Linked DNA regions of Homo sapiens: all the other regions are linked to region 1. Evidence: chromatin loops called from intact Hi-C (ENCODE). Cell type or tissue: PC-9. All regions are shown on one strand.

Region 1 (8,000 bases):
AAGCAAGATACGCCCATGAAAGGAAGAAGTGGGACAAGAATCTAGAAGTTTAGTCTTCTAGGCACAGACCACAATATAGCTCTAAAGAAGCAAGCGGGCCCTAAATTATCTTAGGGAATGTGGCCAAGCAAAGGAGAGATGTGTATATGTGGGGACCTTCTTTCAGACTCCTCACCTTGGGGAGCAGCATGGAAGCCCTGGACCAAAGCAGGCACATTATCTGTGAAGAACCGCTGGCGGAACATGATCCGCACTTCGGCATGGCCAGCACGAGTCAGCACATCAGTGCAGTCAGACATGAGCAGAGAGAAGCCATCAGCTGCTGCTGGACCTAATTCTGGGTCACTCAGGAGGCCCATGAGCTGGAGAAAAAAGAGCCTTTGAGGTACATCAGGGAAGAAGAATCTTAAGTGCCAAAGATAAGGATGGGGCCGGGTGTGGTGGCTCATGCCTGTAATCCTAGCACTTTGGGAGGCCAAGGCAGGTGGACTGCTTGAGTCTAGGAGTCTGGGCAACATGGCCAAACCCAGTTCTTACAAAAAATACAAACATTAGTTGGGTGTGGTGGGGTGCCCCTGTAGTCCCAGCTACTTGCGAGGCTGAAGTGGGAGGATCACTTGAGCCTACGGAGGTTGAGGCTGGAGTGAGCTGTGATTGCACTACTGTACTCCAGCCTGGGTGACAGAGTAAGACCCTGTCTCCAAAAAGAAAAAAGAAAAGAAAACAAAAAACACACAGGGGAGGATGGAAGTCCTTGGGAGGAATAGGAGCAACCAGAAAGTTTGTTTAGGTCCTGGGTTCTTCTGTCTCCAGAAAGGACGTACCCGGGCTGTAAGGCAGGAGCTGAGAGGATGGTATCTGAGCACTAGGGCCTTTGTTACCTGTAATTGGAGACAGAGAGAGCAATTGGGGAATGACACTCAAACCCGAGAACCCTGAGACATAGATGTTTATGGTTTAGGGTCAAACAGGGACATTTTATTTAACCAGACATAATTGCCTCTCTGGCTAACCAGACTCCACTCCAACTCCTTACCCAGAGAAGAAGAGTGAAGGCCTGACTACGACAGGGCCCAGAGCCCAGGCCAGCCTCCACTTTGTCCACAGCTAGCTGTAGGAATTCATCCAGCTGCTGCCCTAAAAAGGAGAGAGGAAATGCTGACATAAAGGCTACACATTTTCCCTTTAGCAATGAAATGCAAATCACTTTAAGTGCAGAGCTCCCTGAGAAGCTGTTAGAAAGGGAAAATATCATTTTTGCCTGTGGACAAAATGATTGGACACCTGCATAAGAGCCTGGTATTCTCATAATACAGAGGTGCTGCCATTTGAAAAGAGAGGGTCATCTACTTCCAATAAAGAATTATCCACACTAGCCCCACTGTAGGGAGTAGGACGGCAGAACTAGACTCTTTGTGCTCCCTTCTCTTCTTAGGTACTATAAAGCTCTGCCCAACTGTGGTCTTGACGCTTTTCCCACGGGCAGTCCCAGGACAGTGCTTGAGCAGTTGAAGCCCTGTTAATGTTATTAGCAAGCTCCTTTTAAAAAGAGAATGAGTACTGAGCTATAAGATTTCATGGGTAGTTGATTCTGGGAGGCTCCTTACATAGTCTGATCTCAGTACCTGCAGGGTGCTTGTTGAGGAGTCCTGCAAAGCACTTGGCAGCAGCGGTGGAAGAAAAGGGGCAGCTGTGGCAGCAGCTCAGTTCCAAAAGCTCCCGCATGAGTTGGTTCAGCTGAGGGATTTCCACCTACAGAAAACCTGGCCATGTAATGGACCCAGAGAACACTTGAACTCCAAGAGAACCAGTACATAGTGGCAGCAGGGACCGGGACGGATGAGAACTAACTTCTCTGGTGGGGGAAGTAAAAGATCAGCTTAGCCTGTGGCAAATTTCAGCCCGGAGTCACCTTGTCAAGGTTAAATAACAGTACTTCCCAAATGTGCTCACTTACATTTCGAGGCAGGGAGCAGACAAAGGCCATAAGCAGTGCAATCAGCCGCCTCTGCCCTGAGGAGCCATCCTATAAAGGAAGGAGAGCCCGATCAAGCCTGCCAGCAATAAGCTTGTCTGCCCCTCTACCCATTCCAGATTAGCCCTAAAAAAAAACCAGCTTGAAGGATGTAAGTTCTAAGACTGTTACCTGGAATGGCTGGAATCTGCTCGGGAAGCTGTTTTCAGGCAGAAAGGACACGTTGCCATCCAAGAAGAGGGGCACAATGTGTGTCACACTCTGGGCAGCTAACCTGGGGGCAGAGTACTAGGTATGACCAAGGAGCTAGGATTCTAAAGCAGCCCTCTCCTCCACAGACGTGCTTTTCAACCTAGGGTTTGAATTAGGATCACCACGTCAATGGGACATGCCCTGATCATTCATGCATTGAACAAATATTAATTTGGCACATATGTGCCAGTAATCATTTCCATTCAGGTTCCCATCTGGGAAGTCAAGGTATATTTTAAAATGCTCTACAGGTAATTCTTAAGCACATCTGCGGCTAAGAACCACTGGCCCTGGCTTCCCACCCTCATAGTCCATGGTGCTAAGAGCCCCTTCCTTTTGTTTTGTCAACAAAACTTACAAGACGATTAACTGCACCACATTTACATATAGGTAAAAGGACAGCTGACAAGGCAGCTACCTGTTGCTTCTTCCTAAGAATGCTATCCTTCTCCCTGGGTTCAAGCCACATCCATGATTATACTTACTCAGGGCTCAGGTGGGTTGTAGCAGTGCCAATGACAGACACCATGGCAGCCAACACCTCATCCTCCAATAGTACTTTTCTCAGAACTGAGGGCTCCTTCTCTGCAAAACACACACACATGCACACAATCACAAGACCATGACGGGTTCAAGAAATGAATGATTGGGTTCTGTCAGCATCACTGACTCTGGGGCTTGACTCTAGCCACGACAGCAGTTCTTAATCTGGTCTCTGGTAGTGCTATAGTCCTGAGAATCAGGGCACCAGAAACAGGAGTGGTCTGACCTGGGGCCACAGAGCGCTCCTGAGAACTCTGCACAGTCTTTAGACTAGGCCAACAGTGGGAAAGAGGGATAGCTAAGATGAACATTCTTAACATAAGAAATAGAAATGTTGTCCCTGGTGTCCCTGGAGATGCAAGGAAAAAAAAATAGTAATGTTGGTCTCTGAAAAAATTAAAAACATAGATTTATCTTCATGGGTCCTTATTATTTATAGCAACTATCATACACTGAGTACTTCCTATGTGGCAGGTACTATACACTAACTTATTTAATCCTTACCAACTACCCTGTGAAACAGTTTTTTTTTTTTTTTTTTTTGAGACAGGAACAGGATCTCGCTCTGTCACCCAGGCTCGAGTGCAGAGGCACAATCATGCCTCACTGCAGCCTTGAACTCCTGGGCTCAGGTGATCCTCCCACCTCAGCCTCTTGAGCAGCTGGGACTATAGGTGTGCACCACTATGTCTGACTATTTGTAGAAACAGGGTCCCCTGTGTTGCCCAGGCTGGTCTCAAACTCCTGGACTCAAGTGATCCTCCCATCTTGGCCTCCTGAAGTGCTGGGATTACAGGTGTGAACCATGGCGCCAGCCTAGACGGTACTCTTTATCTCCATCTTACAAGTGAGGAAATTGAAGCGTGGAAAGGCTGAATATCTTCACCTAAGTTAGCAAGTGGTAGAGTTGAGGATAAAACCCAACCAGGTGGGCTTGACTCCAGAGTCCAATTCTAAGTAAACTAATCACATAGCACTTCATGGGGAAAAGGTGTGCATTCTTTTGAATGTTGCTAACACTAGTGGATTTTGGTTCCTGCCACTGGTCAGGGTGGCACCCTTTGCTATGAAGTGAAATCTCACTCTGAGGACAAAGGATTGAAAATAAACCTCTGATGGTACAAAATACAGTACCACCAATACCCAGAGGGTGGTGCTGTTCAACACCAGCAGAGGGCAAAGTTCCCAAAGGCCAGGAAGGAGAGGTGGAAAGTTACCTGGCATAGAGGCCTGCACAGCCAAGGCAAGCAGGCAAGGTATAGCTGTCTGGTGGAAATACCAGCAACTCTCAGGGTCCTGCTGACATTTTTCTGCCATCTGTCTGAGGCTCTGACAGACAGCAATAACGTCACTGGATTGTGCAACCATATTCCCTGTTGATGAGAAAGTGTTCTCTGTAAGGTTTGCTTAAAAGCACTTTCAGGTGTTTCCAATTACACAGCAGATGAGAGGAACAAAGAAGAGTGACTGAAGGGACCAAGAGTGCCTTATTAAAAAGCTGAGTCACTTTATTCTCCTGGCTGTTCTTTCTGATCTATTCAGACTTCATAGTTGAGACTTGCTCTGTCCCAGGCTCTGCAGCAGAAGCACTTGTATATATTCTCTCCTTATTTTTCATAACAACCTTAGAAGTATCATTTCCCTCACTCTATAGAGAAGGACATGGAGGCACAATGAAATACATGATCAGTGGCTTTTCCAGGGTCACAGGAAGTGCAAAGTCAGGAATCAAGCCCAAGTTATAATCCAAGTCTAGTATTCATTCTACTATGTAACAGCTGCTGGATCAACCACAGTGGGCCTGAATCTACCCACAGGGCAGGCTGCTGTCACTTTTGCATTGGAGCAGTGCTTCTCAAACTCAACAGTCTACGAGTTACCAGGGTACACTGTCAAAATGCAGATTCTGATCAGTGAGGGCCTGAGATTCTGCACTTCTAACAAGCTCCCAGATGTCACCCATGCTGCTGGTTAACAGACCATCTTTTGAGCACCACGGCCTTAGGGTGATGCCTCTCAATTCAGATCCCACATGAAAATTACCTAGGTAATTTTTTTTTTTTTTTTTGGAGACAGGGCTTCACTCCTGTTGCCCAGGTCAGGCTGGAGTGCAATGGAGCGATCTCGGCTTGCTCCAACCTCTGCCTCCCGGGCTCAAAGTGATTCTCCTGCCTTAGCCTCCCAAGTAGCTGGGACTACAGGTGCATGCCACTGCTCCTGGCTAATTTTTGTATTTTTTGTAGAGATGCGGTTTCGCCATGTTGCATCGGCTGGTTAGGTCTCAAACTCTTGAGCTCAAGTGATCCATCAGCCTTGGCCTCCCAAAGTGCTGGGATTACAGGCATGAGCCACCACACCCAGCCCGGCACTTTTTTTTTTCTTTTTTGAGATGGAGTTTCACCCTGTTTGCCCAGGTGTGAGTGCAATGGCATGATCTTGGCTCACTGCAACCTCCGCCTCCCAGGTTCAAACGATTATCCTGCCTCAGCCTCCTGAGTAGCTGGGATTACAGGCGCCTGCCACCATGACCAGATAATTTTTAGTAGAGACGGGATTGCACCATGTTGGTCAGGCTGGTCTCAAACTCCTGACCTTGTGATCCACCCGCCTCAGCCTCCCAAAGTGCTGGGATTATAGGCATGTGCCACTGCGCCCAACCCTTTTTTTCTTTTGAGATAGAGTTTCACTCTATTGCCCAGGCTGGCCAGGCTGGAGTACAGTGGCGCAATCTCAGCTCGCTGCAACCTCCGCCTTGTGGGTTCAAGAGATTCTCCTGCCTCAGCCTCCCCAGTAGCTGGGATTACAGGCGCATGCCACCATGCCCAGCTAATTTTTTGTATTTTTAGTAGAGACTGGGTTTCTCCATGTTGGCTAAGTTGGTCTCAAATTCCTGACCTCAAGTGATCTGCTGGCCTCGGCCTCCCAAAGTGCTGAGATTACAGGCAAGAGCAGCGGCCCTGGCCGGGTACTCTTAATAGTACTGTTGCCTAAGTCCCATCCCTCCTCAGAGACTGATTCAGTTGGACGCAGGCATCAGTATTTTTTTTTTCTTTTAAAAGAGTTGATTCTGTTACTCTTATGTATAGCTACAGCTAGAACCACTGCCTTAGAGACTACAGCTCCCTATTCAGCCCAGTCCGTTGGTGGTTATTCCTAGTAGTTACCTCTGTTCACTTGCCAGAGATGCTGCAGCAGCAGAGGCAGTGTCTCCTTGACGATGCTGGGATGTGTTGATACAGCTGACAAGGCTTGCAGACAGCACAGATGCCGGGAGCATTGGGTGGGCTCATCTCCGTTAGTCAAATTTGACTCCCCTGAAAGCAACCCATGAGACAAAGGTTTACTGTGTGATAGGAAGCACGAAGGCCCCAAAGCCTTGCTGGAAAGGGATGGGCCACAGAGGATTAGAGACACATACCTACACGCAGCTCCTCAGCGAGCTTGGGTACGAGGTGGCTGCTGAAGGCCACAGGGTAGAGAGCAGCCAGGGTTCCTGATGCTTCCAGTGCTGCCACCCTGCTGGAGGCGCAGAGCAGATAAGCATTGGCTGAGCCTGGGCTCACAGCTCTCTTGCCTACGTCTGATATTAGGCAGATTCAGGAGTGTGAGCTCCCAACGCCTCCTTGCTAAAGAGCAGAACTCAAGTACCTACACCACTGAGTTGGACAGGGCTTCTTAAAGCCTAAGAAGAGAGCAGTCCTACATCTCTCCAACTGGTTAGCAGCCAGAGTCTAACACAGAGCTCACCTCCCCTAAGGAGAGCCAAGGGTCAGAAGCACAGAGCCCTGGTCCTAGCTTGATCTTTTGCTGCCAATACAGAGGCAGGGAACAGCTTGCTCTATCTCATTGCTTTAAATTCTCACCAACTCTGGGAATCCTCCTTCAGGAAGCTCAGTCTGTACAGGTGACCCACTGCCAGCTCCAAGTCCTCATAAGATAGGAGATCTGTAGTTAGAAGGGAACATGAATCTCATCTTTCTTCCCCTGCAGCCATCACAACCCTTCTAAGCTCTTATTAGAAATCCCAAATCATCCAGAGTTGCAGTAAGAAGAGGATAGTAAGGCTGCTTTTCACCAAGGCAGTCTTACAAGAAAAGGACCAATATTTTCCTCTTCTCTTTCCCTTAAGATGTACCTGGCTGGGCACCCAAGACTGTCAGTGTACGGATGCCAACAAGCTGAAGCTGGGTGCTGGGGTCTGTTAGAGCCATGAATACCAGTGAGCACAGCTGGTCCTTGAAGCCATTCAGAGGCCTTTGATCTAGGGAAGAGACAGAGGCCAGGTTAGAAGGAAGCCACTGCATTCCATATCCCTGACTAAGCTGTGATACACAGCCAACCTGGGGTAGATTTTTTTTTTGAGACAAGGCCTCTGTTGCCCAGGCTGGAGTGCAGTGGCGTAATCTCGGATCACTGCAGCCTCTGCCTCCCAGGTTCAAGCCATTCTCCTGCCTCAGCCTCCCGAGTAGCTGGAATTACAGGCATGTGCCAACAGGCCTGGCTAATTTTTGTATTTTTAGTAGAGACAGGGTTTCACCATATTGGCCAGGCTGGTCTCGAACTCCTAACCTCAAGTTTTCCGCCTGCCTTAGCCTACCAAAGTGCTGGGATTATAGGTGTGAGCCACCATGCCCCGCCTCCTGGGGCAGATTTAAAGAGCTTAATCCATTGGGTATCCAGAAAGCACACTGAGAAAAATAAACAGATCTCATCCATCTCATCTGTTAAGTGTTCTCTTGTGCTACAACCTCAGAATAGGACCACTGTTCTAGACTACTTTTCCACAGCACTCTTTGCCCTGCTATCCTTTATAGGCTGAAGTGTTCAACAGTCCCCAGAGCACTGCAATGGAAGGCAACCTCACCTTTGTCTTCATAGCTCCATTTCTGCTGCAGCTTCAAGAAACCCAGGAGCATTTCAAGGATTGTCCGCCGCTGGCTGCTCTGTAACGTTTCAAGGGGTACTAGAGTCAAAGAATATTTTAAAGGATTTCAATCCTGCTACTCTGGATATAGGGAAAATTCTTTCTTTCTTCCAAGAGATGGGGGTTTTGCTATGCCACAGCCAGGCTGGAATACAGTAGCATGATTATAGCTCCCTGCAGCCCCGACCTCCTAGGTTCAAGTGATTCTCTCGCCTCAGCCTCTTGAGTAGCTGGGACTACAGATGCGTGCCACCTTATCCAGCTAATTTTTTTTTTTTTTTTTTGTAGAGATGTGGTCTTGTCTTG
Region 2 (8,000 bases), 110 kb after region 1:
AACAAACCTGCAAAGCAGTGTCACAAATGCACTTTGGGACCCCAGAACATCCAAGGCACTGACCTTTTTATTTTATTTTTTTTTTTGAGATGGAGTCTTACTTGCTCTGTTGGCTAGGCTGAGGCTCAGTGGTGGGATCTCGGTTCACTGCATCCTTCACCTCCTGAGTTCAAGCAATTCTCCTGCCTCAGCCTCCTGAGTAGCTGGGATTACAGGCATGTGCCACCATGCCTGGCTAATTTTCGTATTTTTAGTAGAGACGGGGTTTCACCATGTTGGCCAGGCTGGTCTCAAACTCCTAAGCTCCAGTGATCCACTGGCCTCAGCCTCCCAAAGGCACTGACCTTTTATTGGGTTGTTATGTGCTGGACACCGAACTAGAAACTTCCACTGCATTAGCTCACGTAAGTTCATAGCAGTCTTATGGGGCCATGTAAAGCAGAGGGTGACAGTGGAGCCCTAGAATCACAGACTTGAGTTTCTTTTTTTTTGAGACGGAGTTTCCCTCTTGTTGCCCAGGCTGGAATGCAGTGGAGCGATCTCGGCTCACCGCAACCTGCGCCGCCTGGGTTCAAGTGATTCTCCTGTCTCAGCCTCCTGAGTAGCTGGGATTACAGGCATGCGCCATCACGCCCAGCTAATTTTGTATTTTTAGTAGAGACAGGGTTTCTCCATGTTGGTCAGGCTGGTCTCAAACTTCCAACTGCAGGTGATCCGCCCGCCTTGGCCTCCCGAAGTGCTGGGATTACAGGCGTGAGCCACTGCGCCTGGCCACAGACCTGGGTTTCAGTCTGAATGTTTCCCTTTCCTAACTGTCTTGGCTTTAGCAAGGAGCTTCTCGAATTTAGAGCCTGACTGCCTTACGACTGTAAAGGGGAGATGATTATTAGGATTCAGTAAGATACACATAACATCATTTAGTCCAGTCCCAGCACTTAGTAGGTGCTCAAGAGACAATAAACATATTTCTCCATGCATTACGTTTTGCCAGTAAGGACACTAAGGCCCATGGAGAGCAGAGCTGTGCTATTTCATTCATCCCTGTAACCCCAGCACCTGGCACATGTGAAGAAGTGAAAAATAATATGCCAGGATGAACAAGCCAGTACCTGGTGGAGCTGGGATGCCAGCTCAGGTCTTCCTGACTCCAGCCCTGTACACCTGGTCATCAGGCTGTCCTAGGGAGATCTGACTGTGGGGTGGCCATGGCAGGTGTATTAGTCTGCTCAGGCTCCTGTAACAAAATACCACATGCTGGGTGACTTAATCAAGAGACATTTATTTTCCACAGTTCTGGAGGCTGGGAAATCCGGCATCATGGTGCTGGCTGGTTCAGGTTTTGGTGAGGACTCTGTTGCTGGCTTGCAGGTGTCCGTCTTCTTGCTGTGTCCTCACATGGGGAGCGAGTGGAGAGTGAGATAGTGCTCTAGTGTCTCTACAAGAACTGTAAGCCAGGGCAGTGGAGCACACCTGTAGTCTCAGCTGCTCGGGAGGCTGAGGTGGGAGGATTGCATGAGCCCAGGAGTTCGAGACTAGCCTAGGCAACATAGGGAGATCTTGTCTCAAAAGAAAAAAAAAAAAAGGACCATTTTTCCCATCAAGGGGTCAGAAGGTCAGGGCCCCACGCTATGACCTCATTTAACTTTATTTATTTCTGTATAGGCCCCATGTCCAAATACAGTCACATTGGGGGTTAGAGTTTCACCATATGAATTTGGGGGGACCCAAACATTTAATCCATGATAGTGGATCCCCAAGCTGACTCTGACAGCCCTGCCTCTCCTACAGGCACCCTCTGTGAATGCTACGATGAGCTGGGCAATCGCTACCAGCTGCCCATCTACTGCCTGTCACCGCCGGTGAACCTGCTGCTGGAGCACACGGAGGAGGAGAGCCTGGAGCCCCCCGAGCCTCCACCCAGCGTGCGCCGTGAGTTCCCGCTGAAGGTGCGCCTGTCCACGGGCAAGGACGTGAGGCTCAGCGCCAGCCTGCCCGACACAGTGGGGCAGCTCAAGAGGCAGCTGCACGCCCAGGAGGGCATCGAGCCATCGTGGCAGCGGTGGTTCTTCTCCGGGAAGCTGCTCACAGACCGCACACGGCTCCAGGAGACCAAGATCCAGAAAGATTTTGTCATCCAGGTCATCATCAACCAGCCCCCACCACCCCAGGACTGATGGGCCCACGGACCCCTGGGAAGAGGCCCCGCCTGGAGCACTAGGCCCCCACCCTGCTGCTGCCTTCCAGTGCTGTCATTTTCTTCAGGGGCCCTCCCCTCGGTGTGGCTGGTGGGTGAGCCGTGAAGGGACCCTGCCTTTCAGGGCACTACGCGCCACCAGTTCCCGGTACCCAGGGAGCAGGCAGCCACACACGGGCCTTGCAACCTTGTCAGAGAAAAGGCGAACAGGGCCCTCACCCTGCCTGTCTCCCGAAGCAGGTTCGAGCCACAAGGGCCAACCAGGAGGCCCCTGGAGCCCAGATCTGTCATCTGGTGCTGCCAGCTGTGCTCACTCTGGTTTTCTGCTCAGGGTCTGAAGCAGCTGCTGTCTCCCTCCTCTGCCCCCATCCCCTGGCTCTCCCCTGGGCACAGTGCCACTCCCTTGGAAGGGAGGGAACCACCCGTGAGCCCCAGGGCTTGGGAAGCCTGAGGCGGGCCTCTGCCTCTCCCTGCCCCCAGCACAATTGGCAGAGATGAGGCGGGTGGTGGACAGCTGGGCTGTCGTGGCAGGGTCTGCACAGGGCCATGTCCTGGCTGTAACCCAGGCAGTGGGAGGTCTGCAGCCTGGTCATGGCCTCCACAGCAGGTCCCTGTGGACAGACATATCTGCATATTTATCAATAAAGCCTTTTGCTCCTTCTCGCTTGCCTGGCATTTGACTGAATTCTCCTGCAGCTCTGTGGGGCCCCTGGAGCTGTTCTGGTATGGGAACAGGTGGATGCCTGGCCTCCCCAGCTGCTCTGGGCATGCAATCTCCAGCAGAGTGAGCCTGGAACTGCCAGTCTTCTGGGCCCTGATCCCAGCTCCCCTGGTGTCCTCATGAGTCCTCAGGAAAAGCCACTCTTTGCTTTTCTTTAAAGCAGAGCCATGCTGCCTGCCCTGCCTCCTCCATCAGTTGCTGGGAGGATTAAGCAGGAAGACAGATGTGAAAGTGCTTGCAAGGCGAAGACAGCACCTCAGGAAGGTGGTCTGCTCCTGCAGCAAGAGGGGCTAACTTCCGGCCCTGGAGACGCTGTAGCCATCGTGATGTTAAAGCAAAATCTCTGACAGATTTAGATCGTGTGTCAGAGGTTTGTGTCAGCTTCCCAGCAAGGGAACCAGAAAGGAAAAGGAACCGGTTCCTCATGCTTCCTAGGGGAATGCATGCATATCTGAAGAGAAGGGAATCTTATATAAGGCTGTTTAGCTAAGGGCAGCCACCAGCCAGGTGAGCCTTACAGAAGCACAGGGCTGGGTGTCTGCAGTTCCCTAGCAGATTAACCTGGGTCACAGTGACTCAGAGCTCCAGCATGCGAGTTCCAGGTGTGGAACTGAGCAAGTACAGATCTGCTTTTGCTCCACTTGGGAGTATTTTTCCTTCTTAGTGAGCATGGGCAGCCTCCTGGCCAGGGAAGTCTGGCACTGTCTGGGCCTGACAGGGAAACCCTGGGAGGGTAGAAGGATCCAGAGTAGCTGCTGTTCCTCGCTAGCTGGGCTTAGTGCTTTCCGGAGACCCCTTTCTTGAAGCAAGACTCTGTAAGCCCTGCAGAGGTCCCCTGAGCACTTACCAAGAGAGGAGACAGATTGGATAAGGTTTGTTCATGACTAAAAGTCACCCAGCCAAATGCAGTGATGCTTAACGGGGAAGCATGTGGGACCCCGGAGAGCCGAAGGCCAGCGTGAGCTGTGATCAGAGAGGGAGACAGCTGCCCTTCCTGCTACCACGGCCCTGGCCTGGACAAGTAGAGTGTGACCCTCCTCACAGCCAGCAGGGCCTGTCTGCAGGACAGCCTGGGAGTACAGAACTGTCCTGGGTCCCCCGTTTGGTTTTCAGGCCCTCTTCCTGGAGCTGGCTGAGCAGGGTTTCCAGGCATCCAGCAGGTGGCACTGTCATCTGGGCTGGAGCATGCAGCCAGCAGTTCCCTTTTGCAACTCAGTTGCCTTGGCTAAGGCCCAACCAGTCCCAAGTGCTCAGGACAGAGGCTGGACGGGCTCCTTCCTGCACCCCTGCTCTTGGGACACAGTGCCCTCCGGCTCTAATAGGCCAGGAGTTGGGGGGGCAACTGGCTCTGCTCCCTGGCCCTGGCTCCCCCTGCTCCCTGGGGCTGCCCGAGGTGAAGGTGACAGGTGGGGGAGGCAGGTGGAGAATTGGGCCAGTGAGCTCATGGCAAAGGCGCCCAGCTGGGCAGGGGTGGGTGCTCTGGCCTATAAAGCCCCCGAGGCCCTGTGGCCTGCAGAGGCGGTTATGGACGGCACCATGGAGGACTCCGAGGCGGTGCAGAGGGCCACAGCGCTCATCGAGCAGCGGCTGGCACAGGAGGAGGAGAATGAGGTGCGAGCAGGGGTGGAGGTGCCCAAGGGGGTCTGAGGAGATCCAGTTCTGCTGTCAAGGGGAGGGAGATCCTGTCTGCTACACCTGTGGTGGGGAGGGGGGCAGATGTCCCCAGGGGCCCAGTTGGGCCTCATTCCTGTCCCAGGGTATTACTGGCAGGGGGTATTGCTGGCAGCAGAAGACTGAGGCTTCAGCCTTCAAAATTAAGTCAGTGAGATGGGGAGCTGGGCTGGGCTTCCTAAGACTGCTCACCCTCCTGGGCCTTGAGAGACAGTGGGCTGTACAAAGCAGACAGCTGGGTGCTGCCTGGGACTTTCAGGAATGTGTGGCCCTGTGATGCCCCAGTGACTGAGTGGGAGGCTGGGGCAGGGGAAACTCCAGTATTTGGCCAGTGAAGAAGAGAGTGAGGAAGGGATGCTGGGAAATGAAGCATGGATTTTGCCAGCCTGCTGGCCACCCTTGGGGAGTCCTTTGGCGTGTGGTGTTCTGGGCAATTGCATTTTCTCTGGGATAAGGAAGTGGAGCGGTGGCAGGGGGTGCTGGCTTGTCCTATTCTGCATTTTTTTTTTTGAGACGGGGTCTCCCTCTGTTGCCCAGGCTGGAGTGCAATGCATGATCTTGACTCACTGCAACCTCCGCCTCCTGGGTTCAAGCGATTCTCCTGCCTCAGCCTCCCGAGTAGCTGGGATTACAGGCATGCACCACCATGCCTGGCTAATTTTTGTATTTTTAGTAGAGATGGGGTTTCACTCTGTTGGTCAGGCTGGTCTCAAACTCCTGGCCTCAGATGATCCACCCACCTTGGCCTCCCAAAGTACTGGGATTACAGGTATGAGCCACCATGCCCGGCCCCTACTCTTCACTTTATTTAAACTAATACTTCATCTAGTGTTGGCTCTGCCAAGAGCCCAGAGCTGTAGAAATGGGTGGACCAATAAGGGTCAGACCCTGCCTTCTTTTTACCAACCCAGGATTCATTTTAGCCCATTTGTTGGTTTCATAGTCAACTAAGAAACAAGGCAAAGGGAAGAAATGACTAAATAGAGGTGTGAATCAGAAGTGGAGGAACACAAGGGGCTCATGAATTGTTCTGAGGGCCTTCAAGGACTCCTCTGTGGACAGGGCCAGGTGCAGTGGCTCAAGCCTGTAATCCCAGCATTTTGAGATCTGAGATCCGAGGTGGGCAGATCACTTGAAGTCAAGAGTTCGAGACTCACCTGGCCAACATGGTGAAATCCTGTCTCTACTAAAAATACAATTAGCCAGGAATGGTGTCAGGCACCTGTAATCCCAGCTACTCAGGAGGCTGAGGCAGGAGAATTGCTTGAACCTGGGAGGCGGAGGTTGCAGTAAGCCGAGATCGCACCACTGCACTTCAGCCTGGGTGACAGAGGGAGACTCCGTCTCAAAAAAAAAAAAAAGGGGACTCCTCTGTGGACAGGAGGATACCTGAGCTGGGCCTTCAAGGGGACTCAGTGGAGTCCAGGATGGTGGAGGGTATTCCAGCCTCAGGAAATGCAGGAGCTGAAGTTTCCATGAGTGAAAGCGTGGCTGTCTTGATAAAGTCTGGTAGTAGGGGCTAAGGCTGGAAAGACACAAGCCAGAGAGGGCCATGTAAAAGATATTTATTCTGTGGGCAGTGAGGAGCCACTAAATGTTATTGAGTGAGGGAGATTGGTGTCATCTGACCTATTTTAGGAAAGCAGCTCTGATGGCCCTGAGAAGGACTTGTTGGAAAAGGCTGGCCCTAGCAGGAATGGAGGGGAGGAGATAAATCAGGTTGGAGGTAGATGCCATTCAAAAAAAGGAGTGTGACTGAATGAGGGGTGAGGAGGAAGGAAGGGTCAAGACCCCAAGGGAAGAAGGGATGAGGTCAGGAAAGAGCTTGGAATGAGCCCTGGCTGGGGCAAGCATCCCTGGATCTCTAGGAATCCCACTTCTCCCTCCCCCAAGGGCATGTGCCTATGGTTGGCTGGTGCCAGGCAGGTGAGTCATGCTGCTATGCCAGTTCTGGAGTGCTGCCAATAGACACACAGACCTTCAGCAAGGGGACGCAGAGCAGTGTCTTCCGTTCATTCATCCAATAAATATAGCTACAGAGCTGTCAGGACACCAGTGCCAGGCCCTGTGCTAAGCATTTTACAGGCATTCTCCCATTTAATCTGCATAGCAATCTATGACGTAAAGTGGGAGCTTTGTGTGTTTCATGAACTCACATTCAATGCAGCAAACAGCTACTGAGCACCTACTGTGTGCCAGCCCACAAAGACAAACCTGAAATGAAGGGCTGTAGGGTCTGAGGAAGATGTGGGTGAGCATTAGAGTCCCCAGTTGTCTCTACCAGGCCCCAGCCTGGCAGGGTTCTTGGAGGAGAACCTCTGTCTAGCCTGTGCCCCATCCCCAGGGTGGGAGGGGAAAGAGGGCCCCAGAGGCCAGTGCAGGGGCTGGAGTTCCACTGTGGCGAGTTTACTGGGTTAGGTCATCACTGAGAACTTAAGGGTTAGCAGAGATGCTGAGTCTGCTTGCCATCATCCATTCGATCATTCATTCATTCACCAGTCACTAAGCACCTACTATGTGCTAGAGCCTGTCACAGATGCTGGGGACACCAAGATGATTAAGACACAAGCTCGGGAGCCACAGTGGCTCAGGCCTGTTGTCCTGGCGCATAAGGAGGCAAGGCTAGGCATTTGAGGCCAGCCTGGACAACATGGAAACCTCTCATCTATGTGACAACAACAACAAAATTTATAGCCGGGTGCAGTAGCTCACGCCTGTAATCCCAACACTTTGGGAGGCCAAGGTGGGCGGATTGCCTGAGCTCAGGAGTTTGGACCAGCCTGGGCAACATGGTGGAACCCTGTCTCTACTAAAATACAAAAATAATTAGCCAGGCGTGGCGGCATGCGCCTGTAGTCCCAGCTACTCAGGAGGCTGAGGCAGGAGAATTGCTTGAACCTAGGAAGTGGAGGTTACAGCAAGCCGAGATCACACCACCGCACTCCAGCCTGGGTGACAGAGTGGGACTCGGTCTCAAAAAAAAAAAAAAAATACACAAGCTGGCCCTCTGGATGCTCCCTGAGGAGCCCAGCCAGAGTCCCACATGCAGCAGTAGCTGCAGCCCCAGGTTATCTTTCATTCTTGGAAGAAGATGCAGTGTTTCTGATTAGGCCAGCACTGAGACCTCAAACCATGAAGCCCAACATGAAAGAGAGAAAGCAGTGGCTAACAGAACCTTCAGAATGAAGACCTGGGAAATCGGCTCTCAAAACCACCCTGAAGGAGCAAATGCGGGAGCTCAGGGAGGAATGGGAAAGGGGCCTGAGTGCTCTGTAAGGGTGGCCTCCTTCCCAGCTGCCACATTGACTCAGGACCCTCCAACCTGGGCAATTGTTCCTGGACTCATAGCCACACAAGCTGCCTGGTGGGGACTGCAGAGATGGGAGTGCCAGCACATCACAAAGAGAGAAGAAG
Region 3 (8,000 bases), 270 kb after region 1:
CTAATTCGAGGACATTTCCATCACCCCAAAGAGAAACCCTGTACCTGTTAGCAGTCACTCCCAGTTCCTCCCTCCTTCCAGTCTCTGGCAACCACTAATTTACTCTGTCTCTATAGATTTGCATATTCTGGCTGGGTGCGGTGGCTCGTGCCTTAATCCCAGCACTTTGGGAGGCTGAGGTGGGAAGATCACCTGAGGTCAGGAGTTCAAGACCAGCCTGGCCAACATGGTGAAACCCCATCTCTAGTAAAAATACAAAAAAATTAGCCAGGTGTGGTGGCGGGCGCCTGGTAATCTTAGCTACTCAGGAGGCTGAGGCAGGAGAATCACTTGAACCCAGGAGGCAGAGGTTGCAGTAAGCCAAGATCGTGCCACTGCACTCCAGCCTGGGTGACAGAGAGAGACTCTGCCTCAAAAAAAAAAAAAAAAAAAAAAAAAGATTTGTTTATTCTGGACATTTTACATAAATGGAATAGTATGTGGCTTTTATGTCTGGTTTCTTTCACTTAGCACAATGTTTTCAAGGTTCATTCATGTTGTAGCATGTATTAATAACTCATTTCTTTTTTTGTCTTCCAATATGATCTCAAGACTCATTTTTTATGGTGAATAATATTCCAGTGAACGGATAGAATATATTTTGTTTATATCATTCACTAATTTTTAATTTTTTTTTTTTTTTTTTGAGACAGAGTCTTGCTCTGTCGCCCAGGCTGGAATGCAGTGGCGCGATCTCAGCTCACTGCAAGCTCCGCCTCCCGGGTTCATGCCATTCTCCTTCCTCAGCCACCCGAGTAGCTGGGACTACAGGCGCCCACCACTATGCCCAGCTAATTTTTTGTATTTTTAGTAGAGACGGGGTTTCACTGCATTAGCCAGGATGGTCTCAATTTCCTGACCTCGTGATCCACCCACCTCAGCCTCCCAAAGTGCTGGGATTACAGGCGTGAGCCACCGTGCCCGGCTTTAATTTTTTTTTTTTTTTTTGAGACAGAGTTTCCCTCTGTCACCTAGGCTGGAGTGCAATGGCGCGATCTCAGCTCACTGCAACCTCCGCTTTCCAGGCTCAAGCGATTCTCGTGCCTTAGCCTCCTGAGTAGCTGAGATTACAGGCAAGCGCCACCATGCCTGGTTAATTTTTGTATTTTTAGTAGAAATGGGGTTTCGCCATGTCAGCCAGGCTGGTCTTGAACTCCTGGCCTCAAGTGATCCGCAGGCCTTTGTCTCCCAGAGTGCTGGGATTAGAGGCGTGAGCCACACCGCCCAGCCTCTTAAAATTTTTTTAATTGTAGTAACATACACATAACATAAAATTGACCATTTTCAAGTGTACAGTTCGATGGTATTAAGTCCATTCATGTTGTTAAACAACATGGTCTATACTGGCTGTTGTGCAACCATCACCACCATCCATCTCCATGGCTCTTCTCATCTTGCAAAACTACCACCCTGAACCATGAAACAATAACTCCCCATTTCCTCCTCCCCACAGCCCCTGGCAACCACCATTCTACTTTCAGTCTCTGAATTTGACTACGCTAGGTACTTCATAGAAGTGGAATCATACAGTACTTATCTTTTTGTCACTAGCTTATTTCATTTAGCATAATGTATTCAAGGGTCATCCATGCTGTAGCATGTGTCAGAATGTCCTTCATTTTTAAGGCTGAACAATGTTCCATCTTCTGTTTATACCGCATTTTGTTTATCCATTCATCCACTGATGGACACCTGGGTTGCTTCCACCTTTTGGCTATTGTGAATAATCTGCGAATGAACATGGGTGTACAAATATCTCTTTGAGACCTTGCTTTAAATTCTTTTGGGTATATACTCAGAAGTGGAATTGCTGGATCAAATGGTAATTCTATTTTTTAATTTTTAAGGAACTGCCACAATGCTTTCTATACCATTTTACATTTTCATTGACAGTGCACAAGGGTTCCGATTTCTCCACATCCCCAACTTCTATTTTTTTTTTAAGACGGAGTCTCACTCTGTCGTCCGGGCTGGAGTGCAGTGGCACTGCAACCTTCTGCCTCCCAGGTTCAAGCTTTCTCCTGCCTCAGCCTCCTGAGTAGCTGGGATTACAGGCATGCGCCACCATGACCAGCTAATTTTTGTACTTTTAGTAGAGACGAGCTTTCACCATGTTGGTCAGGCTGGTCTCGAACTCCTGACCTCATGATCCACCCGCCTCAGCCTCCCAGAGTGCTGGGATTACAGGCATGAGCCACCATGCCCAGCCCCCACTAACTTCTTATTTTCCATGTTATTTATTCATTTTTAAACAAGCATTCATTGAGTACCTACTATGCCACAGCTCTATACTTGGTAGAAACTGAGGCTGCCAAAATGTTAAATCTGTTTCCCTGCTCTTAGAACTTAGGAAACAATGGAGAAACAGTCATGTTCAAGAGATAGAGTGAAATGCAAGGTGATAGGTGCCTAATAGAGATGGAATCAATGGTAGATTGGATAAAGAAAATGTGGTACAGGCCGGATGCTGTGGCTCACGCTTGTAATCCTAACACTTTGGGAGGCCCAGGCAGGTGGATAGTCTGAGCCCAGGCGTTCGAGACCAGCCTGAGAAACATGGTGAAATCCCGGCTCTACAAAAAAAATACAAGTATTAGCTGGGCTTGTTGACGCGTGCCTGTAATCCCAGCTACCTGGGAGACTGAGGTGGGAGGATCCCCTGAGCCCAAGGAGGTGAAGGCTGCAGTGAACCATGATGGTGCCACTGTACTCCAGCCTGGGTGACAGAGTGAGACCCTGTCTCAAAAAAAAAAAAAAAAAAAAGAAGAAGAAGAAGAAGAAGAAAATATGGTACATATATACCAAGGCCGTAAAAAGAACGAGATCATAGCCTTTGCGGCAACATGGATGGAGCTGGAGGCCATTATCCTAAGTGAGCTAACACAGGAGCAGAAAACCAAACACTGCATGTTCTTATAGATGGGAGCTAAATACTGAATACCCACGGACACAAAGAAGGGAACAGACACCAGGGAGACACCAGGGCCTACTGGAGGATGGAAAGTTGAAGGAGGCTAAGGATTGAAAAACTACCTATAAATACACAGATACTATGCCTGTTAACTGGATGACAAAATAATATGGACACTGAATCCCCATGACATGGAATTTATCTATGGAACCAACCTGCACATGTACCCCTAAAACAAAAATAAAAGTTAAAAAAAAAAAAGAGAGAGAGATGGAGGCTGGGCGTGGTGGCTCGCGCCTGTAATCTCAGCACTTTGGGAGGCTGAGGTGGGTGGATCACCCGAGGTCAGGAGTTCGAGACCAGCCTAGCCAACATGGTGAAACCCCATCTCTACTAAAAATACAAAAATAGTCGGGCATGGTGGCGGGCGCCTGTAATCCCAGCTACCTGGGAGGCTGAGGCTGGAGAATCACTTGAACCCAGGAGGCAGAGGTTGCAGTGAGTCGAGATCATGCCACTGCTCTCCAGCCTGGGCGACAGAGTTATACTCCATTTCAACAACAACAACAACAAAAAGAAAAAAAAAAGAAAAAAAGAAAACGGCGTGTGATTTCTGAGGATGCATCAGAAGAGACTTTTGGCTTCCTTCCTGGCTCCCTGGTGGATCTCTTGTTCTGGGTTAAGGCATCCGCCATGTCAGGAGGACACTCAAGAAGCGTTCAGGAGAGCCCCGAGGGAGGACCTGGCACCTTCTGCCATCTTGTCACTATTGGAGAGTGCCAGCATCACCTTGTCAGCTGTGTGAGGAAGCCACCCTGGGAGCCGATCCTCCAGCCCCACTAAGCCTTCAGATGATTGCAGCCTTGACCAACATGTGACTGCAACCTTATGAAAGCGCCTGAGCCAAAACCATCACCAAGCTGCTCTTGATTTTCTGACTAAAAACACCCAGAACCCAAAAAACTGTGAGATAATACATGCTTATTGTTGTTTTAAGTAATTAAGTTTTGAAATACTTCATTACACAGCAAGAGATAACTAATGCAGCTAGAAGCATGAAAATATCTGGCATAGTGTGGAAATGGCGAGAAATGCATTGAGGCTGGCACGAGAGGTTAAAGCCAGAAACTTGGAGTTGAAAGAGATGCTTCTGAAATGCCATGTTTCTCCATAAGAGTGGGCAAGGGAGCCATCTGGTGGAGGAGGCATGCTTAGACATTCCCTTCTCTCTTCCCTGATTTCTCCAGCCTGTTCTCCTCAGCATTTCCACCTAGTATTTCTCCAAGGGCCACAGTGAGGTTTATGAGTCAAGTATGTGGGCCATAAACACACTTGCTTATTGAAGCAAATACTAACCTCTGCAAAATGTCAAGGTAAGATATTATCTTCAGTGATTATTTAATTTTCTCCCTTAGTCTCTTCTACCTGTCTGCTACCAAGGGGAAAACATCAGCAGCACCAGGAGTTGAGGCAGAATGCTGCAGGAGGGAAAGAAGGAACTAGAACTTGATTATGGAAAAATCAGAATTAGACTCGAGAGAGCACAGTCAAGCTGGTCCGTCTCTTAATTATAAGGGGAGGCCTTTATTCATCGCTACAGGCCACGACTATTGTCCCTTTCTGGTTTTTAAAGCCTTCTTGTATCCTCCAATGTTCCCTCCAGATAATGTCTAGAAATTCTTGAATAATATCTCTCAATTCTATAGCTGCTGGAAGAGAAAACAAATACTATTACTCTCCACTGTCAGACTGAGGCCAAGGAGGAGGAATTGCAAAGAAACTAAAATTTACCTTTGGAGTAAATTACCAGTGTGAGAATTTCAGGCACTTAGGATATATATATTATTATTATTTTTTCGAGACAGAGTCTTGCTCTGTCGCCCAGGCTGGAGTGCAGTGGCACGATCTCCGCTCACTGCAACCCCCGCCTCCTGGGTTCAAGCAATTCTTCTGTCTCAGCCTCCTAAGTAGCTGGAATTACAGGCACGCGCCACCACACCCGGCTAATTTTTATATTTATTTATTTATTTATTTTGAGACGGAGTCTAGCTCTGTCGCCCAGGCTGGAGTGCAGTGGCATGATCTCGGCTCACTGCAATCTCCGCCTCCTGGGTTCACACCATTCTCCTGTTTCAGCCTCCCCACTAGCTGGGACTACAGACGCCCACCACCATGCCCGGCTAATTTTTTTGTATTTTTAGTAGAGCCCAGGTTTCACCGTGTTAGCCAGAATGGTCTCGATCTCTTGACCTTATGATCTGCCCACCTTGGCCTCCCAAAGTGCTGGGATTACAGGCGTGAGCCACCGCGCCCGGCCTGATTTTTATATTTTTAGTAGAGACGGGGTTTCACCTTGTTGGCCAGGCTGGTCTCAAACTCTTGACCTCAGGTGATCTGCCCGCCTCAGCCTCTCAAAGTGCTGGGATTACACGTGTGAGCCACTGTGCCTGACCGGTACTTAGGTTATTAAAGAAAAAAATTTATTTTTCTTAAGAAGGGTGGGGACTCCTTAGCTTAAATACTACATTGTTGAACACAAAACTTTCCCCATCCTCTCACTTAGATTAAGTCTGCCTCTTCTCTCTGCTCCTACGGTTACAGTAGAATCCCCTGCTTTATATCATGGCTCAGTCAAGTCAGCGTCTTCTGTTGAACTAAGAGTTCATAGAGGGTAGAATTTCTGTCCAGTTCATTCTTGCTGGTTTCACAGTCATTGTTTTAAGAAATGATTCATGACCAGCCTGGGCAACATAGCAACACCTCATTCTACAAAAAAAAAAAAAAAAAAAAAATTGGCCAGGCACGGTAGCTCACACCTGTAATCCCAGCACTTTGGGAGGCTGAGGCAGGCAGATCACGAGCTCAAGAGATCGAGACCATCCTGGCCAACATGGTGAAACCCCGTCTCTACTAAAAATACAAAAATTAGCTGGGCGTGGTGGTGTGCACCTGTAGTCCCAGCTACTCGGGAGGCTGAGGCAGGAGAATCGCTTGAATCCGGGAGGCGGAGCTTGCAGTGAGCCAAGATCGTGCCACTGCACTCCAGCCTGATGACAGAGTGAGACTCCGTTTCAAAAAAAAATAAAAATAAAAATTAAGTAGCTAGGTGTTAGTGGTGTGCACCTGTAGTCCCAGCTCCTCTGGAGGCTGAGGCAGGAGGATTGTTTGAGCCCAGGAATTAGAGTGAGCTATGATTGCACCATTGCACTGCAGCCTGGGCAGCAGCAGAAGACCCTATCTCAAAAATAAAATAAAATTACATTAAAAAAGGAAAGAAAGATAAGAAAAAGAAAAAAGAAATGGGCATTGTTCTGGGGCTTTTGTTGAAAGAGATGTGAATTCTGTGCTCCAAGAGGAAACTGACACGCATGCGCTCATTCAAGGAACATTTGTTGGTACCTCCTTTGTGCTAGATGCTGGACACAGAAATTATAGGCAGTTCCCTCAGGACTCTCACTGTCTAGAGAGAGGAGGAGGCACCAAGTGCTGGGGTGGGGCAGGCCCACGGAGCCAAGTCAGAAGGGCACGTAATCCAGACAGTGGCTGCTGATGGGGAAGGTGTCAGAGAAGTCTTTCTTCAGGGGTGAGATCTGAGCTGAATTTTGGAGGAAGAATAAGAGCTGGCCAACTAAAGAATATGGGGCGCAGTGGCTCACGTCTGTAATCCCAGCGCTTTGGGAGGTCGAGGCAGGTGGATCACCTGAGGTAAGGAGTTTGAGACCAGTCTAGCCAACATGGTGAAACCCCATCTCTACTAAATACAAAAAATTAGCCAGGCATGGTGGTGCATGCCTGTAATTCCAGCTACTTAGGAGGCTGAGGCGGAAGAATCGCTTGAACCTGGGAGGCAAAAGTTGCAGTGAGCCAAGATTTCTCCATTGCACTCCAGCCTGCGCAACAAGAGCAAAACTCTATCTCAAAAAAAAAAAAAAAAAAAAGGTGAGAGTAGTCTGTAGAAAGGTACAGTAATGGGAGAAGGTGTGACATATCCGAGAACTGCCAGAGTTGAATACACCAGGCTTTGGTTTTATCCTGGAGGTCACAGGGGGCCACTGAAACTATCCACCAAGAGAGTGGTCTGAGAAAGGTACAGAGGGGTGGACAGGGTGGGGGATGGGAGTGGGTGGGGAGTGGCGATGGCCTATCCTGGAATTCAGACCTGAGGCCAGGTTAGGAAACGAAGAAGAGGGGCCTTCAGAGGCTATCTGCATGACAGACCCAGGAGCTTTCGGGGAAAAGACCCATCCTAAGGGAGGAGAGGCAGAGTCCAGCAGATGGGCCTGGACCACCACAAAGCTCAGTCCATTTCTCTAAGGGGTGGTGAGTGGATTTCTGTATATGGCTTAGTGATATGTGTGGGAATTGGATCTTTCTACATTTTGGCCTTTCGTGGATTCTTGTCTGATTTTTGGGCTAGGGGTGGTGGTGGTAGGGCTTTGAGTAAAAATAAAAATCACAATGATTGCTAACGATTTTTGAACACTTATAACATGTCAGGAATTTACATACTTTAGCTCATTTAATTCTCATCACAGCCCCACACTGAGGGTACCACTATGGTTATCCCCATTTTACAGCTGGAAAAACCAACCAAGCAATTCATCTGAGGAGAAGCCCTCCTACCTTACTTATGTTGGGACTGGCGCATGCCGGGTAATTGACAAAGTCAACTAAAGCAGGGAGCTTTGAGAAAAATACCTACACAGGGTAAGCATTTACTTTTGGGACAATCGTCAATTTATACATAGTTATAAGAACTAACACAGGGTGATCCCACAGACTACCCCCCAATGGTAACATCTTGCAACCCTTCTTAACAGAATGCCTACTATGTGCCAGGTACTGCTTTAGGTGCTGGAGACATAGACACGGGAAACGAAACATTAGCTGACAGAAGCCACAAGAGTGAATGAGATCCTCACGGAGTGCCTTGAGTCAGAAGAAAGAAGGGTAGCAAAAGGAGCCCCAGCATTTGAGGGGTAGGAAGAAAAGCCCTAAGGAGACCTTGAAGGTCGGAAAGAGAGGAGAGGGTGGTGTCATGGAAGCTAAG

What was found. Peaks named below come from ENCODE experiments on the same cell type or tissue, not always from the same donor. Only the 100,000 strongest peaks of a DNase experiment are listed, where the experiment ranks them.
Region 2: a loop joins it to region 1, with 3.0 times the contacts of the local background. A loop is called at or near these places in 3 of 110 quality-filtered maps.
Region 3: a loop joins it to region 1, with 23 times the contacts of the local background. A loop is called at or near these places in 5 of 110 quality-filtered maps.

The regions. Positions count from the first base shown.
Region 1 is chr10:97,459,871-97,467,870 of GRCh38, forward strand. It overlaps MMS19 (MMS19 cytosolic iron-sulfur assembly component), which reads right to left. Exons shown (of 31, transcript NM_022362.5): 14 at 7,635-7,713; 15 at 6,906-7,031; 16 at 6,634-6,715; 17 at 6,189-6,289; 18 at 5,935-6,084; 19 at 3,988-4,143; 20 at 2,713-2,812; 21 at 2,147-2,249; 22 at 1,958-2,026; 23 at 1,626-1,752; 24 at 1,037-1,137; 25 at 825-881; 26 at 176-362. Among named protein-coding and RNA genes, the nearest start is that of ZDHHC16, 18 kb to the left of the region's middle. In PC-9, CTCF peaks have their summits at 3,917 (motif pointing right) and 4,116; DNase peaks (open chromatin) are centred at 4,041 and 7,051; H3K27ac peaks cover 770 bases.
Region 2 is chr10:97,568,350-97,576,349 of GRCh38, forward strand. UBTD1 (ubiquitin domain containing 1) reads left to right here. Exons shown (of 3, transcript NM_024954.5): 3 at 1,789-2,857. The coding sequence ends at 2,174. It overlaps ANKRD2 (ankyrin repeat domain 2), which reads left to right and starts at 4,430. Exons shown (of 9, transcript NM_001346793.2): 1 at 4,430-4,526. The coding sequence starts at 4,440. RefSeq lists a silencer at 6,383-6,677. In PC-9, CTCF peaks have their summits at 4,019 and 4,219; DNase peaks (open chromatin) are centred at 3,452, 4,092 and 6,522; H3K4me3 peaks cover 316 bases; H3K27ac peaks cover 4,402 bases.
Region 3 is chr10:97,727,804-97,735,803 of GRCh38, forward strand. No RefSeq gene overlaps it. Among named protein-coding and RNA genes, the nearest start is that of ZFYVE27, 5.3 kb to the right of the region's middle. RefSeq lists a silencer at 4,009-4,303. In PC-9, CTCF peaks have their summits at 4,142 (motif pointing left) and 4,350; no DNase peak of the experiment used is centred here.